3 separate regions of the Homo sapiens genome follow, and all the other regions are linked to region 3. A link is an interaction called in ENCODE POLR2A ChIA-PET data of the cell type or tissue named here. Cell type or tissue: PC-9. All regions are shown on one strand. Each heading gives the region's core, and the rest is flanking DNA. Links, peaks and the distances in the headings are about the cores only. Region 1 has its middle 13 kb from the start of PITPNM3. Region 2 has its middle 59 kb from the start of ALOX12. Region 3 overlaps TEKT1 (tektin 1).

The links. ChIA-PET counts read pairs that join two places held together with the same protein. Peaks named below come from ENCODE experiments on the same cell type or tissue, not always from the same donor. Only the 100,000 strongest peaks of a DNase experiment are listed, where the experiment ranks them.
Region 1: POLR2A ChIA-PET joins it to region 3 with 7 read pairs; 2 of 35 experiments call an interaction of 5 or more read pairs at or near these places.
Region 2: POLR2A ChIA-PET joins it to region 3 with 5 read pairs; 2 of 35 experiments call an interaction of 5 or more read pairs at or near these places.

Annotation. Positions count from the first base shown.
Region 1 is chr17:6,565,922-6,572,898 of GRCh38, reverse strand. No RefSeq gene overlaps it. Among named protein-coding and RNA genes, the nearest start is that of PITPNM3, 13 kb to the right of the region's middle. RefSeq lists an enhancer at 4,712-5,212. In PC-9, for the core only: no CTCF peak of the experiment used is centred there; no DNase peak of the experiment used is centred there; H3K27ac peaks cover 12 bases.
Region 2 is chr17:6,933,853-6,940,829 of GRCh38, reverse strand. No RefSeq gene overlaps it. Among named protein-coding and RNA genes, the nearest start is that of ALOX12, 59 kb to the left of the region's middle. In PC-9, for the core only: no CTCF peak of the experiment used is centred there; no DNase peak of the experiment used is centred there; H3K4me3 peaks cover 754 bases.
Region 3 is chr17:6,821,798-6,824,297 of GRCh38, reverse strand. All of the region lies in intron 2 of TEKT1 (tektin 1), which reads left to right. Among named protein-coding and RNA genes, the nearest start is that of TEKT1, 8.7 kb to the left of the region's middle. In PC-9, for the core only: no CTCF peak of the experiment used is centred there; a DNase peak (open chromatin) is centred at 1,087; H3K27ac peaks cover 2,163 bases.

The sequences.
Region 1 (6,977 bases), core at 2,466-4,965, 250 kb after region 3:
AGAGAGCAAGCCAATGCCCCTGGGTTACTGGTCTCTGCCTCTGATTGGCCCACCTTGAGTAACAAGCCCATCTCCCGTCGAATCCCTATGCTCTGATTGGTCAAATGGGAGTCATATGTCCACCCCCGGAAAAGGGGATGGATCAGCATCATCTCAGCTACAGGGACTGAACGTGGGGCAGGCAGCTCCTCCGAGGAAGATGGGGGCCCTGTTACCTGAAGCGGAGGGAGTTGACACTGGACAGGCACAAACTGCCACTGCACATATAAAAAGCAGCGCGCCTGGTCATAGACAGTTTTCAATTTGCATTACCATTCATGTAAGGTTCACTACATACTACAGAAATGCAAAGAGAGGCCGGGCGTGGTGGCTCATGCCTGTCATCTCCGCACTTTGGGAGGCCGAGGCGGATGGATTACTTGAGGTCAGGAGTTCGAGACCAGCCTGGCCAACATGGTGAAACCCCGTCTCTACTAAAAATACAAAAATTAGCCTGGCATGGTGGTGCACGCCTGTAGTCCCAGCTACTCAGGAGACTGAGGCAGGAGAATCACTTGAATCTGGGAGGCGGAGCTTGCAGTGAGTCTAGATCATGCCACTGCACTCCAGCCTGTGTGACAGAGTGAGACTCTGTCTCAAAAAAAAAAAAAAAAAAAAAGAAAAAAGAAAAAGAAAAAAAGAAAAAAGAAACACAAAGAGAGTTTAGACACAGACCTTTTCAAAGCAGAATAAAAACAAAGCAGGAGGAGAGGGAAGCTAGCGTACTGTGGTTGTACATTGCAAGGGGCGATTCACTGTTACTGAGTGAGGGTTGTGGTTTTGATGGTCTTCATGGAGGAGGTGGCTTTGAATTAGGCCTTGAAAGATAGTTGACGCTTTTCCAAAGCGTGAAGTCTTGAAAGTGGGGGACATAGGTGTGAACACAGTGCGATTAGACAGCAAAGGTGCTGGCGGTATTTACCAGAGCCGAGAGGTCCACACTGCCATCTCAGCCCTACGCAGGTGAGCAGGAGAGCACCCTGTACCCCAGGAGGCTGAATGCATTGGAGGCACTGAGGAGTGGCCTCAACAGCTCATTACTCCACCGGGCAAAGAATTTCATCCAGCTTCAAGAAGATGCTGTTGAGTAGGAATAGACAGCTTCCCCCATCCTGTCCTCCCTCCCTCCCTTTGAAAGCAAGACTTACCTCGGATTGCCCTTGCTCACGCTTTCTAATCTTTATTCTGTTTCTAAATGGGGGAGTCTACCGGGACCCCCAGGCCCTTGTCAAGTGCTCCATCTGTATTTAATCAATCCCTCCTCTGAAATCCAATCCGTCATAAATTCCAGCCGCACAATAAATGTGTAGAGAGGTCTGCAGGCATGGGCTTTTATAGTCAAAGAGAAACAGAATTGGTGCCCAAATGATTGAATGGAGAACAATGGGACTCCGAGAGAGGTGCGTGCAGGAGGGGCAAATATCGGAGGGCGAGTGGCTGTGCCTGGAGAGCCTGCTGTTCTTGGCCTGAGTGTGTGCCCTCCCAGCAAGGCGGGCATGTCCTCTGCCGGCCTCCCCGCATTTATTAGCCCTTGGTAATGGATTTTATATCTGCTCAGTGTGATGAAGGAGTCTTGGCAGTCCTCAGAGACCTGCAGAGTCTCCTCCCAGCCCTCCAATGAGAAGCCGGCAGCCTTCGTCACCCTTGTAGGTGGCTCTCTGGCCAACATTTACTTTAATGTCAAAAAGAAATCCCAGGCATGGGATTTGAAACAGACGCGGGGCCAACAGGGTGGCTGGGTCTTTGCGAGGACAATCTGGGCAGGGCCTGGGGGCCTGGGCTCTTTCTCTCCATGTTGATCGTGGTGTAGCCTCTGGAGGGGCACGTAGTGGGCTCCCCATTCCGGGCTGGGGCCTCGGACTGGCATGCATCACTTGTGACCTGCAGCATGTGTGACAGAGGCCGCCTGGGCATGAGGGCGGGGGCTGCTGGCTTGGCCGCCAAAGCTTTTAATTAACTCAGATAATTGTTCACAGCTTTAGGCATGAAAGCCCCAGGCTCCTCACACTGACTTAGGGGGCCTGTTTCCCATCGGAACAAAGGAATTGACTAAAACTGGAGTTCTTGCTATTTTGAAGGGTCAGGACCCCTTTATAAACCTGGACAATGCTGTGGACCCTTTCTTCAATAAAGACACACACATAGGGGCCGGGCGAGGTGGCTCACGCCTGTAATCCCAGCACTTTGGGAGGCCGAGGCGGGTGGATCACGAGGTCAGGAGCTCGAGACCAGCCTGGCCAACATGGTGAAACCCCGTCTCTACTAAAAATACAAAAATTTGCCAGGCATGGTGGCGCGTGCCTGTAGTCCCAGCTACTCGGGAGGCTGAGGCAGGAGAATGACTTGAACCCAGGAGGCGGAGGTTGAAGTGAGCCGAGATCGCGCCACTGTGCTCCAGCCGGGGCGACAGAGCGAGACTCCATCTCAAAAAAAAACAAACAAACAACAACAACAAAAACAAAAACAACTATCTAGAACAGTTCATGTACCTAGCAGTGTCCTTGTCACAATACACTTTCCGATCTCCGAGGCAGGCAGAGGCTTTACTACCCCTTTTTCTGTGAATGAGAGCAAAAACCCAGAGTGGAAACAGGTCTCACAGGAAATCAGAAGCAAAACTGGGACTAGGCCTACGGTCCTCTGATTCCCAGTCTGGTGCTCTCTTTTGATGCATGAAAAAAACCCCAAACAAACCAAAACAGAAAACCTCATCCCCCCACCCCAGGAATGTCCAATAACTCTTCCCCTCTGTGTACGGAGGGGAGCAGAAATCCACTTCCCCAAGTGGAGCCTCACTGCATCTTAGGCTCAGAAGGCTTTTGTTAAGTATTACTTTCTACAGCTTGAAATAGAATGTCAAGAAATAGAACTCTGAAAATCATGGTTGTTCTTACTTCCCAAGTATGAAATATTGCAATGTCGAAACATTGGAAAGCACACAGCCTGCAGCAGCCCCAACAGGAAAGCACTACGGGAGGACCAGCAGCCTCTTCCTCCCTGGGAGGCGGGGAGGGATCAATCTGGGAGACCCCCCAGCCCCTTCTGTGCAGTTTCCTGCAGAGGATGCTCTCACGTCCTCATGCCGGGAGGAGTGCCCATCACAGGTGGCCGAAAAGTCCCTCGCTCACACACCCCTAAACAAAGGCAGCTGCACCCTTCTGAAGGTTTCTGGAACCCTTAACTTTGGCTGGGGTCTCGGGGTGAGCTCTGGGGGGATTGCTGGGTAGGTGTGATGACACAGCCCCTGCTGTTGAAGTCATTTGGAATTCATGATGCAATCCCTCATGAGAATTGTCCAACCCTCAGAAGTCTATTGCACTCTCTATGCCCTTGGAATATGGTTATGTGGATACAGGGTCCTGCCTCCCAAGATAGGACCCTTCAATCTTTGTCTCCCACACCTGGAAGCTGGGGCATGCATGTCCCAGGCTTGGCTAATCATGCTTGGCTGGAATGAGTGATTCAAAACTGATGTTTCTTTATAACCCACTCATTCAGGGGCTGGTGTGTACAGCGAAGAGAGTGGCCATCAGACTAAAGTCCTTCTGCTAAAAGGTGACTGCTGTGCTTTCTAGAAAGTTCTTGGCCTTCTCCAGCAGCCTCAGTTCCCATCTGCTTTTCTTTTTTTTCGTTTTTGAGACAGAGTCTTGCTCTGTTGTCCAGGCTGGAGTGCAGTGGCGTGATCTCTGCTCACTGCAACCTCTGCCGCCCAGGTTCAAGCGATTGTCTGGCCTCAGTCTCCCGAGTAGCTGGGGCTAAAGGCATGCACCATCACACCCAGCTAATTTTTGTATTTTATTTTATTTTATTTTTTAGTAAAGATGGGGTTTCACCATGTTGGCCAGGCTGGTCTCGAACTCCTGACCTTAAGTGATCTGCTCAGCTCGGGCTCCCAAAGTTCTGGGATTACAGGCATGAGCCACTGTGTCCAGCCCCATCTGCTTTTCAAGCCTATCCCTGCAGGCTCCTCTGATTCTCTGAGATCCCGATAGCCTGCCAATAAACTCCCTTTCTGCTTCAGAGAGACTGAATCTGTGTCTGTTACTTAGAAAGGGAAGCAACCGGTGTTGCATACACATTGCCTGGACCTTCTATGACATCTGCAAGCAACTGCGATCTGTGTACCTGCTACATGCTGCTGCTTCTCTTGACAGCGATGCGTGGAAGGGAATGCTTCTCAGGGCGACACAGAGAGAGAGGAAAGACTTACCGACACAAGCCAGGGACAGCCGCCTACATCTCCATGGGAGAGTGGGAGGAGAGAGCCTTGAGTTAAGAGCCTGGACTGTCTTTCAGTCCCAGTTGTGCCACCAAATGCCCTGTTTTTGACTGCCCCCCACCCCCATTACCCAGTGCTGAGCTTCCCCATCAGTACAGTGAGGTGCCGGGGTTGGATCCCGTGGATTCGGGAGGGCCTTCCTCCGCCGCCAGGTTCCAAGTCCAGGAAGTCCTTCCAGCTATTCTGCTTCCTCATCTGCACAGAGGAAGCCCCCACCAGCTGAGACTCCCTCCCCAGGTGCTCTGAACCTGAAAACAAAGAGCAGTTGTGTGCCCCTCCCTGTCCATCACTTTCCCTACCCGTCACACCTCTCTCCCTCTCTCCCCCTTATAAGCTGCATGACTGAAGGTCAGGGCTTCCCAGGAATACTTACCTTTTTGCCTTTGCCTTCCTGCCTTTAGAAACTGATTTACATAAAACAACCAGAAGGGATTTCTGGAACTGCGTCTTCATTCACCAGTGGCCCTTCTGGGCCAAGATGTTTCTCTGATGGACTGTGTCCTTCAGCCGGTAATTTAATCGGCATCTGCTTGGTGCAACGTCTCCCACTGTGGTTTACCAGGAATGGCTCGAAAAGGGATGTTTCCGTCTTTGTGAAAGGCTGCGATGCCTGGAGTCCCCAGAGTGTCCTTTCACTCGGCGTGTAATCTAGTATATCTTTAATAAGTGGAGTCAATTCACTTTCAAAACCCTTGTAAAATTCAGCCTTTTAGTCATTCTGACCAGAAGCATTCAAATTGCAATATGAATAGATAGCCCCAGCAGCCCCGGGAGATCTGCCTGGGATACTAGGTTGGCAGCCACAGAGGAGGGAGGCATTGATAGCCTCGGGAGGCCCTGCCCAGGCAAAGGCAGCTGCCTCTGGGCCCTGGAGAATCCTGCCAACTCAGCTCCTCCCTCACCCCCTCTACTTGTCAGGGCACCTCGCACAGGGATTAGGAAAACCATAGGATCGCAGCCAAGCCCCAAAGGCTCAGGGACACCGGTGAGTCTAGCAGGCTCACTGTATAGACAAGGAGGGGCTTGCTTTGGTGAATTGCGTGAGGTTGCACCAGCACTTAGTGGCAGAACCTCAGCCTCTTGGTTTTCTGTGTCTGGTTTTTGTCTTATTTTTTCCTGTCTTCTTCTTCTCTTGTGGCGAAGGCAGGAGTGTGGACATTAGAGGGACTGGGTTTGAATACCTGCTCTACCACTTATTAGCTGTGTGACCTAAATACTTGCTCTTCCACTTATTAGCTGTGAGGCCTTTCTAAGCCTGTTTCCTTATCTGTAAAATGGGAATGGTTCTAAGAATCCCTCCCTCCTAATGTTGCTATAAGGATTCAAAGAGGAAACACGTGAAAAGCACTTAAAACACTTCCAGGCACATAATAGTCACTCAGCAAATATCTATTCCTGTTGTTCTTCTGGTTGTTATTTTTCTTTTCTTTTCTTTTCTTTTTTTTTTTTTTTGAGACGGAGTCTCGCTCTGTCGACCAGGCTGGAGTGCAGTGGCGTGATCTTGGCTCACTGCGAGCTCCGCCTCCCGGGTTCACACCATTCTCCTGCCTCAGCCTCTGGAGTAGCTGGGACTACAGGCGCCTGCCACCGCGCCCGGCTAATTTTTTTGTATTTTTAATAGAGACGGGGTTTCACCATGTTAGCCAGGATGATCTCGATCTCCTGACCTCATGATCCGCCTGCCTCGCTCTCCCAAAGTGCTGGGATTACAGGTGTGAGCCACCACGCCCGGCCGGTTGTTATTTTTCTTAGCGTGCTGCTGCTGTACAGCAGGAGAGAAGTAGAGGCAACAGGAAGAGCTTCCCAGCTGGTAGAGTTAAAGAACTGGAATGGCCTCCTAATAAGTGAAGGGGTTTCTCCCCTACAAGCTTTAAGCCATCAGAGATCTGAAGGTTTTCACAAAGTCCGGAATCGGGGAGAAGGAGGGAAGAACAGAATGACTCTTTTTTTTTTTTTTTTTTTTTTTTTTGAGACATAGCCTTGATCTGTCACCCAGGCTGGAGTGCAATGGCGCCATCTTGGCTCACTGCAACCTCCGCCTCCGGGGTTCAAGCGATTCTCCTGCCTCAGCCTCCCAAGTAGCTGGGATTACAAGCGCTCGCCACCACGCCCGGCTAATTTTTGTATTTTTAGTAGAGACGGGGTTTCACCATGTTGGCCATGATGGTCTCGATCTCCTGACCTCGTGATCTGCCTGCTTGACCTACCAAAGTGCTGGGATTACAGGCGTGAGCCACCATGCCTCGCCCAAAATGACCTTTTCTTAGAGGCTTGCTCCCCACAACAACTGTCTTAGCTTTTATTCAGCAGCTGCCTGTGCTCCCAGCAGTGTGGGGTCCTCTCTTAGGAGTCAGCAACGGTACACTTTCAGGTCTGGGTCAATGGCACAGATTCCGTCTCTGCAGGGTGGGCTGTAGTAGGAGTTTTCATCATATGAATGTGTGATAGTGGGGTGGAGGTTGGGGGGCACCAACACTTATTTCTGTTGTTGCACAGGATGCCTTTCCATGCCGACAGCTCACACAACCCACTCTTCTCCCCTGCCTTCTGGGAGGGTTGTGGTGGGCACCACTGCACTTAAACTGGAGGAGAGAGATGAAATTTCTTTTTTTTTTTTTTAATTTTTTTTGAGACAGAGTCTCGCTCTGTTGCCTAGGCT
Region 2 (6,977 bases), core at 2,312-4,811, 110 kb before region 3:
TTCTATATGCATTGCTTAATTTTGCCTTTTATGTTTAGACCTTTAATCTACTTGAAATTTATTTACGTATGATATAAAGGTCCATTTTTTTCCATATGGACACTTCCCTGTCCCACCACTGTCTATTAGAATTTCTACTTCCTCGCCTGATCTACACTACCACTGAGGCAGGAGAATAGGGTCTGGAGGCAGGGAAGCTAAGGCTGATTCATGCTGCTTATGAGGGAAAGGAGGGGTTGAATTGGGCTTAGGTTCGGAACCCAAGCCCGATTCATCCCTTTTCAACCCCTCCTTTTTTCTGCGAGGCAGTTGAAAAATGAAAGTACCTCTGATTGGTCCCCTCCTGCAACCAATCAGACTGGTCGGGGGCCAATGGGAACCCTCTAGAGGGTATTTAAACCTCAGAAAATTCAGTAACAGGCTTTGGAGCTGCTTGCTTGAGCCCACTGTCCTCTGTTGGAGTAAATCTCTGCTTTCCCTGCCTTGCTTTGTGTGTTTTGTCCAATTCTCAGTTCAAAACGCCAAGAACCTGGCCAACTACCCTTCAGCTGGTAACGTATTTTGGTGAGCCAGCCAGGAGGTAAGCCCAACGTTTGGGATTTATTTTCCTTTTTGTCCTCTTTCTCTCTCTTTTCCTTTCCAACTCGGGACTCTCGGTGGACAGTGCCTAGGCATGGAGGCAACCGCAGGTTTGTGGTTGGGGCCACTCTCCAGGGAAACTGAAAGGGTTCCGTGTGGAAGCGCCTGATCACCACCACCCGGTTTGGGTGAGGGACCTGAGTCCTTTTCTTTTCAGTCTTGCAGCAGCTGTTTCCTGGCAGGGCAAATGGTCAGAAATACCATATGTACAGGCCTTCACGGCCCTACGCCAAAACCTAATCATCTCCGCAAAGAAAGTCCAAAGACAGGACTAGATAGTATAGATGACCCCCTTTTATAAGGGCCACCTGTCTCTCAGGGTGAACATAACCGCCCCCACGTAGCCCCTTGCCAAGTGCTCCTGAGGCTAAAACCCAAACCCTGGACACCCTACTAGGTCCCCCTCACGCTCGGAGGGGACACTACATTCCACTCTCCCTCCAGCCCTGCTACCCCTTCAGGAAGTAGCAGGAGCCGAGGGGCCAGTCCTAGTGCAGGCCACCTTCTCTATAACTGATATACAACGGTGTCAGGGAAAGCTAGGAAGCTCTTCTAAGAATCCCAGGAAATTAGCAGATGGGTTCCAAACTTTGACCTCAGCCTTCGATCTCTCACAGAGAAATGTTCAATTCATTCTAGCAACCTCTTGCACCCCCTTTGAAAAGGAATGAATCTTTTGAGGCTGCCCACTGGGAAGCAGACGATTTATTTGCCCAAAACCCTCAGGGCAATCACCTGGGCCCAGACACAGTCCCCACAACTGATCCTAATTGAGACTCTAATGCTCTCGTGGGAACGAAAAACTGGGCTAAATTTCTTGAGGCTCTCCTTGGAGGAATGAGAAAGGGAATAACTAAGGCAGTAAGTGATGATGAAGTAAGGGAGGTTCCACCGGACCAGGTAACCCTTGCCATGCTCATGCTACAATCTGGAAAGGAAGAGGGCTGCTAACTAGCAAACACTCCCCTGTAAAGCATAGGCCTGAAATTCTGCAGCTTTTGGAAGCAATACACCTGCCAAAGGCTGTAGCTGTAATTCATTGCAGGGAGCATCAAAGGGCCTTAACCCTTATAGCACAAGGAAACAGAAAGGCTGATAGAGAAGCGAAAGCTGTAGTTCTCAGGGTGCAATCCCAACAGATTCCAGCTCTACTTCTTTTCTGTGATTCCCCAATGGAGCCTGAATACACACCACAGGAAGAACAGTTAATAAAGGAGCAAGGGGGACAAAACCCAGGATGCTGGTGGTACATGGCATCAAAACCACATCTCCCTCAAGCAGCCTGATGGAGAATTAGAAAAACTCTGCATGACTCTTTGCATATGGGGAGAGAAGCCACCCTGGCCGTGGTTAACAGGCTCTTCATTGAGCCTAACTTAGCTTCTGTGGTTAAGCATGTCTGTCAAACCTGCTCACTGTGTGCACTGAACAGCCCAGGAAACAGAATGCCTCCTGTAATAGAACCAGTCCAGAGGGGAGTTGTATTAGAGGACGCTGATAGAACATACCCAGGAAAAGATGGGCGATTAGACTTCACACATATGCCAGCTGGCAGAGGTTATAAGTTTTTGTTAGTGCTAATAGATATCTTTACTGGTTGGGTCGAAGCTTATCCTACCAGATCAGAGAAGGCTACTGTGGTTATAAGGTTCTCTTAAAAGAAATAATCCCCCAGTTTGGGTTACTTCAGCGTCTCCAAAGTGATAACGGCCCATACTTTATCTCCCAGATAACTCAAGTAGTTGCTAAGGCTCTCAGAATCAAATACTATTTACATTCAGCATGGAGGCCTCAATCCTCTGGGAAAGTAGAAAGGGCTAATCAACCTCTAAAAGGATCGTTAGCTAAGTTCGATCAGGAAACATCAGAAGCTTGGGTCAGCTTACTGCCCATAGCTCTCTTAAAAATCTGTAATACCCCTAGAGCAAAATTTAATATAAGCCTATACGAAGGCTATTAGTTTGTTTTTATGTGTGTGTGTGTGTGTTTTTTTTTTTTTTTTTGAGACGGAGTCTCTCTCTATCGCCTAGGCTGGAGTGCAGTGGCACGATCTTGGCTCACTGCAAGCTCCGCCTCCCGGGTTCACGCCATTCTCCTGCCTCAGCCTCCCGAGTAGCTGGGACTACAGGCGCCCGCCAGCACGCCCAGCTAATATTTTGTATTTTTAGTAGAGACGGGGTTTCACCGTGTTAGCCAGGATGGTCTCGATCTCCTGACCTTGTGATCTGCCCGCCTCGGCCTCCCAAAGTGCTGGGATTACAGGCCTGAGCCACTGTGCCCGGCCTTGTTTTTTTGGACATGGAATTTTCGCTCTTGTTGCCCAGGCTGGAGTACAATGCCTTGATCTTGGCTCACTGCAACCTCTGCCTTCCGGGTTCAAGCGATTCTCCTGCCTCGGCCTCCCGAGTAGCTGGAATTACAGGCATGAACCACCATGCCCGGCTAATTTTGTATTTTTAGTAGAGATGGGGTTTCTCCACGTTGGTCAGGCTGGTCTTGAACTCCTAACCTCAGGTGATCTGCCCGCCTTGGCCTCCCAAAGTGCTGGGATTACAGAAGGCTATTCTTAACTGATGATGTAATTACTGATTCAGAAACAGCTGGTTTAGTAAAATACCTAGTTAACCTAGGACAATGTCAGCAGGTTTATACAGAAGTTTGGAACTCAAAGGCTTCCGGTACTGGAAGCTAACCAGCCACCTCAAATCAGGCCAGCAGATAAGGTGCTTGTTAAAGCATGGACGGAGGGGTCACCTCCTCAACAATTACAACCCCAATGGAAGGCACCGTTTTCAGTGATACTGGCCACGCCTTCTGCGGTCAAAGTACTGGGATTAGATAGTTGGATACACCTTTCAAGGATCAAGTCTGTGATACCTGAAGCCCCGGACCTGGAACCTGAAGTTCCCATCAGCCACTGCACCTGTGAACCTGTGGCAGCCCTGAAGTACCTGTTTAGAAGACAGCCAAAAGAGAAATGCCTACCAACGTTCCTTGGTGTTTTTGTTGCATAGTTACTGTAGGCTGGATAATAGTAGCCATGTTTTTTTTTTTTTTTTTTTTTTTGCAGATTAATTACCTTCTTTCAAACAGTTGGAATCACTTCCTTCATAGTAATTAAGTAGAATCTTTTAATTCATTTCTATAACAAACATTCCTGACAGCATAGGTGTCCACCTCCTGAAGTTCCCATGAAATCTTTTAACCATTCATTTCCTCTTGCCTGGAGATGATTGTGCAGTAAGGTTTCCAGCCAGTTCCAAATGAATTCACCACCCCTGGCCATCAAGAAACTACCCTGTCTCCACTAGACAGAGCAGGGTGAGAGTTCTGTGATTCCAATAGGCAGGGACTGTCAGTCAAGTCAGTGTGACGCAGTTACAGAAAAAAGACCATCAGTCCCTCTGTCTCACATAAAGACTTACGGGGATCCTGTCTCTCAGGGGGGGAAATGAGGCAGGAGAATAGGGTCTGGAGGCAGGAAACCTAAGGCCGGTTCATGCTCACTGGATATCAGAGGCTACTCTTCAACACCCCCTTTTTCTGCGCGACAGTTGCTGCCCCTCCTTTTTCTGCCTGGCGGTTGAAAAATGAAAGTACCTCTGATTGGTCCCCTCCTGCAACCAATCAGACTGGTCGGGGGACAATGGGAAACTCCTAGAGGGAATTGAAACCCCAGAAAATTCTGTAACCAAGAATCTTGAGCTGCTTGCATGAGCCACCCCCACCCTGTGGAGTGTACTTTCATTTAAAACAAATCTCTGCTCTTGCTGCCTTGCTTTGTCCATTTTGTCCAGTTCTTTGTTCAAAACGCCAAGAACCTGGACAACTACCCTCAGCTGGTAACACCACCTCTGTCAAAAATGAAGTGTCCATATATGCCTGTTTCTGGGCTGTCCATTCTTCTATTCCAATTGTTCTACTTGTCAATCCCTGTGTTAATACCATGCCATCTTCAAAACAGGTCATTTCTATTGATGTCTGGCTTGTTTGCTCATACTAGCCATAGCATGTCTTGCCTGATTGCAATCTCCTAATTTTGTTGAGACTTACTTTATCGTCCAGCGTGATTCACTTTGTAAAGGTCCTGTGAGTTCTCGAAAAGAGTGTGTGGTATGCAGTGTTGGGTGCTGTGTTGTGTGAATGTCCACTTGATCAAGTCTGTTAATTGTGTTCAAATCTATGTTCTTACTGATTTTTCATCTACTTGTTCTATCAATTATTTTCCTTCCATAGGTCCCCCTTTTCTGGGGATTTCCTCCTCAATTTCCAGCTTCTCTGGGAGCCCCAAATCGAATCTCTAGCTCCACATCCCCTAAAATTGCTTCTTTCTGTTTGAGATCTCTTCCGCTGTGTGCAGCAGCAGCAAGCTGGGAAGTCCCTCAGGAGAAAAATCTTGGTAAATGTGGAGCTCATCTCACGTGCTTCCTTCATTTTGAGGACTGTCTGTTCCCTGCTCAGTTTCTGCCTGCTAAGGTTTATCTCCAGTCCCTTCAAAGACCTGTTTGTTATATTTTGCCCAGAGTTTATAAATAATTTTGGCAGAGGGGTTAATCTGATACCGTCTAGTCCTCCAAAACAAGAACTAGAACTCTGGCCACATCTGTTTTCATCCAGTCTTTTGATGCTCAAATTATAACGGCCGTGACCCCTTAGTTAAAAGAAGCTTCATCTTTCCTCTGCAGTATCTTCTTGTGATAGTCTAAAGGGATTAGTCTTTATTAATACTGACTGTGAGGGAAGAAACAAGAAAGGCTGATTTTTCCTCTAAATGTCCCATCCTCTCACACCAGTCAGAATAGGTATTATTAAAAAGCTGAAAAATAACAGATGCTGGCCGGGCGTGGTGGCTCATGCCTGTAATCCCAGCACTTTGGGAGGCCGAGACGGGTGGATCATGAGGTCAGGAGATCGAGACCATCCTGGCTAACACGGTGAAACCCCATCTCTACTAAAAATACAAAAAAAATTAGCTGGGCGTGGTGGCGGGCGCCTGTAGTCCCAGCTACTCGGGAGGCTGAGGCAGGAGAATGGCATGAACCTGAGAGTCAGAGTTTGCAGTGAGCCGAGATCGCGCCACTGCACTCCAGCCTGGGCGACACAGCGAGACTCCGTCTCAAACAACAACAACAACAACAACAACAACAACAAACATGCTGGTGAGATTGCAGAGAAAAGGGAATGCTTATTCACTGTTGGTGGAAATGTAAATTAGTTCAGTCATTGTGCAAAGCATTGTGGAGCCTTCTCAAAGAGCTTCAAACAGAACTACCATTTGACCCAGTAATCTCCTTATTGGGTATATACCTGCAGTAGACCACACTGCTATAAGGACATATGCAAGACTGGGTAATTTATAAAGAAAAAGAGGTTTAATGGACTCACAGTTCCACATGGCCAGGGAGGCCTCACAATCATGGCGGAAGGTGGAGAGGAGCAAAGGCACATCTTACATGGCAGCAAGCAAGAGAGTGTGTATAGGGGAACTGCCCTTTATAAAACCATCATATCTTGTGAGACTTATTCACTATCATGAGAACAGCTTGGGAAGAACCCGCCCCCATGATTCAATTACCTTTCACTGGGTTCCTCCCATGATACATGGGGATTATGAGAGCTACAATTCAAGATGAGATTTGGGTGGAGACACAGCCAAACCATACCAATACCCAAAGGAAAATAAATTGTTCTACCATAAAGACACACGCACTCATATGTTCATTGCAGCACTACTCACAATAGCAAAGACACGGAATCAACCTAAATGCCCATCATCAATACACCAGATAAAGAAAAGGTGGCACATATACATCGTGGAATACTGTGCATCCATAAAAAAGAACAAGATCATGTTCTTTGCAGCAACATGGAAGGAGCTGGGGGCCATTATCTTAAGTGAACTAATGCAGGAACAGGAAACCAAATACTGCATGTTCTCACTTAGAAGTAGGACCTAAACATTGAGTACACATGGACACAAAGAAGGGAACAGTAGACACTGAGGCCTTTGTGAGGGTGGAGAGTGGGAGGAGGCTAAGGATCAAAAACTACCTATTGGGTACTATGCTTATCAGCTGGGTGACAAAACAGTTTGTACACCAAACCCCCATGATACTCAATTTACCTGTACAACAAACCTGCATGTGTACCCTGAACCTAAAATAAAAGTTAAAAAAAGAGATAAAATTTGTAATCAACAGCAACAACCACAAAAGCTTTTGTTTCACAAAGCATTCATTACAATATGTAAAATAGTAATACTTAGGACAGTTGGCAACTCATTAAGAATCCAAAATGATGGTGATTATTTGACAAATTCCCACTCTATGCCAGCTCTA
Region 3 (2,500 bases), core at 1-2,500:
ATAAAGATGGGTAAGGGGAGCCATAAGGGTAGATTAGACTACCCAAAGAATGTATCAAAAGAGAAGAAAAGGGCACATGAGTTGAAGAGGACCAAGAGAAGAGCTGAGGAACATAAGTTCAGGTGGAAGAATAAACAGATGAGACCAAGGTTATGAAAGCCAAAAGATGAGGTTTTGGCTGGGCGCAGTGGCTCACGCCTGTAATCCCAGCACTTTGGGAGGCCGATGTGGGCAGATCACGAGATCAGGAGATCAAGACCATCCTGGCTAACACGGTGAGACCTCGTCTCTACTAAAAATACAAAAAATTAGCCAGGCATGGTGGTGGGCACCTGTAGTCCCAGCTACTTGGGAGGCTGAGGCAGGAGAATGGTGTGAACCTGGGAGGCGGAGCTTGCAGTGAGCCGAGATAGCGCCACTGCAGTCCGGCCTGGGTGAAAGAGTGAGACTCTGTCTCAAAAAAAAAAAAAAAAAAAAAAAAAGGATGAGGTTTCACAGGCGAGGAAGTCTTCTATTGTATCAGTGGTTGTCTAAATGTCTAAGAGACTGAGAGCTGAGCCAAAATAAATTTGGACTAGTGACTTAAAGATTATTGGTGACCTTTGAGATAAGAGATGTCCAGTAGGATAGTGGAGGGTACACAGTAGAGGTGAAAATCAGTTACAAGGTGTCAATGGGAAGATGCCCATCTACATGGTGGATTAAGCACATGCATTTGTCTTCTCTTCCTTTTAGAATTCCAACAAAATAGCAGTAAAGAATTAATAACAGTAAAGCTAACAAAATAATAATAAAGCTATGCCCCAAGCATGAGAGAGATTGAGATGCATACACAGGCAAGCACATGCGTGTGCACACATACACACACACAGAGAGTTAGAGAGGAAGCAACAGTAGACAAATAATGAAATCAAGATTTTAGAAAGCAAAGGTCAGCTGGTAACAAACCTAGGGACTGCAGAAAATCAGGCTGGGTAGAGAACAATAAGAAGCCAGCTGATTCATGCTGCAGAAATCTTGTAATGCTCAAAACTGGATGCATCCAGTTACTTCTGAAGCTGGAGGGTCAGGATAGAACCAGAAACAAGATTGGTTGAAAGTCTTTATAAAGAGCTTCCTCTTCACTCTGGCTCTCCCTCACCCCAGCAGAAGGTTAAAGGTTAAAAGGTTCAATGAATGTCTACTTGGTGATTCATTCATTTCTATGTCTACATAGTAATTCTTCCAGCTGTTTCCTAAGACACTGGTAGCCAGGCTTCTACCCTCAGACAGGAGACTGGAGGACTTTTCTGTGGAGAAAGTAGAAAGTAACTGGCCCCGAAAGGAAAGATCCATAAATATTAACATTTGAGGATTCTCCTGTGAGATGCCAGGGTCTCAACTGATCACTCTGTATGATAAAGCATTCTGGTTGACAAGCACTGTCCCTCTAGACAGCATTTCCAGGTAGCACTTTAGCATCTCAGTCTAAATCAGATGATCACCAAATAATTGAGGAAAGCCAATAACATGGCAGACACCAAAACAAATAATCAAAGACACAGAAACTCAGGAGACAGATAGTGCATAGAGAAAAAGAAGACATACACTATCAAATCCATCAAGAATTTAGAGAAGAGATTGCATCCTTGGAACATGCAGAGGAGTCTTTAAAAAAGAGAACATTTGGAGAACAAGCGTTCTTAGAAATTAAGAATATAAGAGCAGAAAAATCTTAAAAATCAAAAGAAGTGTTGAGAATATCCAGAAAGTGGGAAAAAAGGACAACAAAATAACAGCAAAGAAAAGACAAGAAAATTAGAGGATCAGTCTGGGAGGCTCAATAACTAATAGGAGTTTCAGAAAGAGCATAGAGAAAATGGAGAAGTTATGGTGGCTCACACCTGGAATCCCAGCACTTTGGGAAGCCAAAATAGGAAGATCAGTTGAGACCAGGAGTTTGAGACCAGCCTTGGCAACACAGAGAGACCCTTGCCTCTACAAAAATAAGAAAATTAGGTGGGTGTGGTGGTGTGTACCTGTAGTCTCAGCTACCCAGGAGGCTGAGGTGGGAGGATCTCCTGAGCCCAGGAGTTCAAAGTTACAGTGAGCTATGGTTGTGCCACTGCACTCCAGCCTGGGTGACAGAGTGAGATCCTGTCTCTAAAAAGAAGAAGATGAGGAAGCAGGGCCCTAGGCCTGGCCCAGGAAGCATTTTTTTCTCCTAGGCCTCTTGGTCTGTGATGAGAGGGGCTGCTGTGAAGATCTCTGACATGCCCTGGAGACATTTTCCCCATTGTCTTGGCAATTAGCATTCGGCTTCTTGTTACTTATGCAAATTTCTGTAGCTGGCTTGAATTCCTTCCCCCAAAATGGGGGAAGCAGAGCATCCCTTTTAAACATAAGTTCCAATTTCAGATAATCTCTCTCAAATTCAAAGTTCCACAGATCTCTAGGGCAGGGGCAAAATGCTGCCAGTCTCTTTGCTAAAGCATAAGAAGAGTGAACTTTGCTTCAGTTC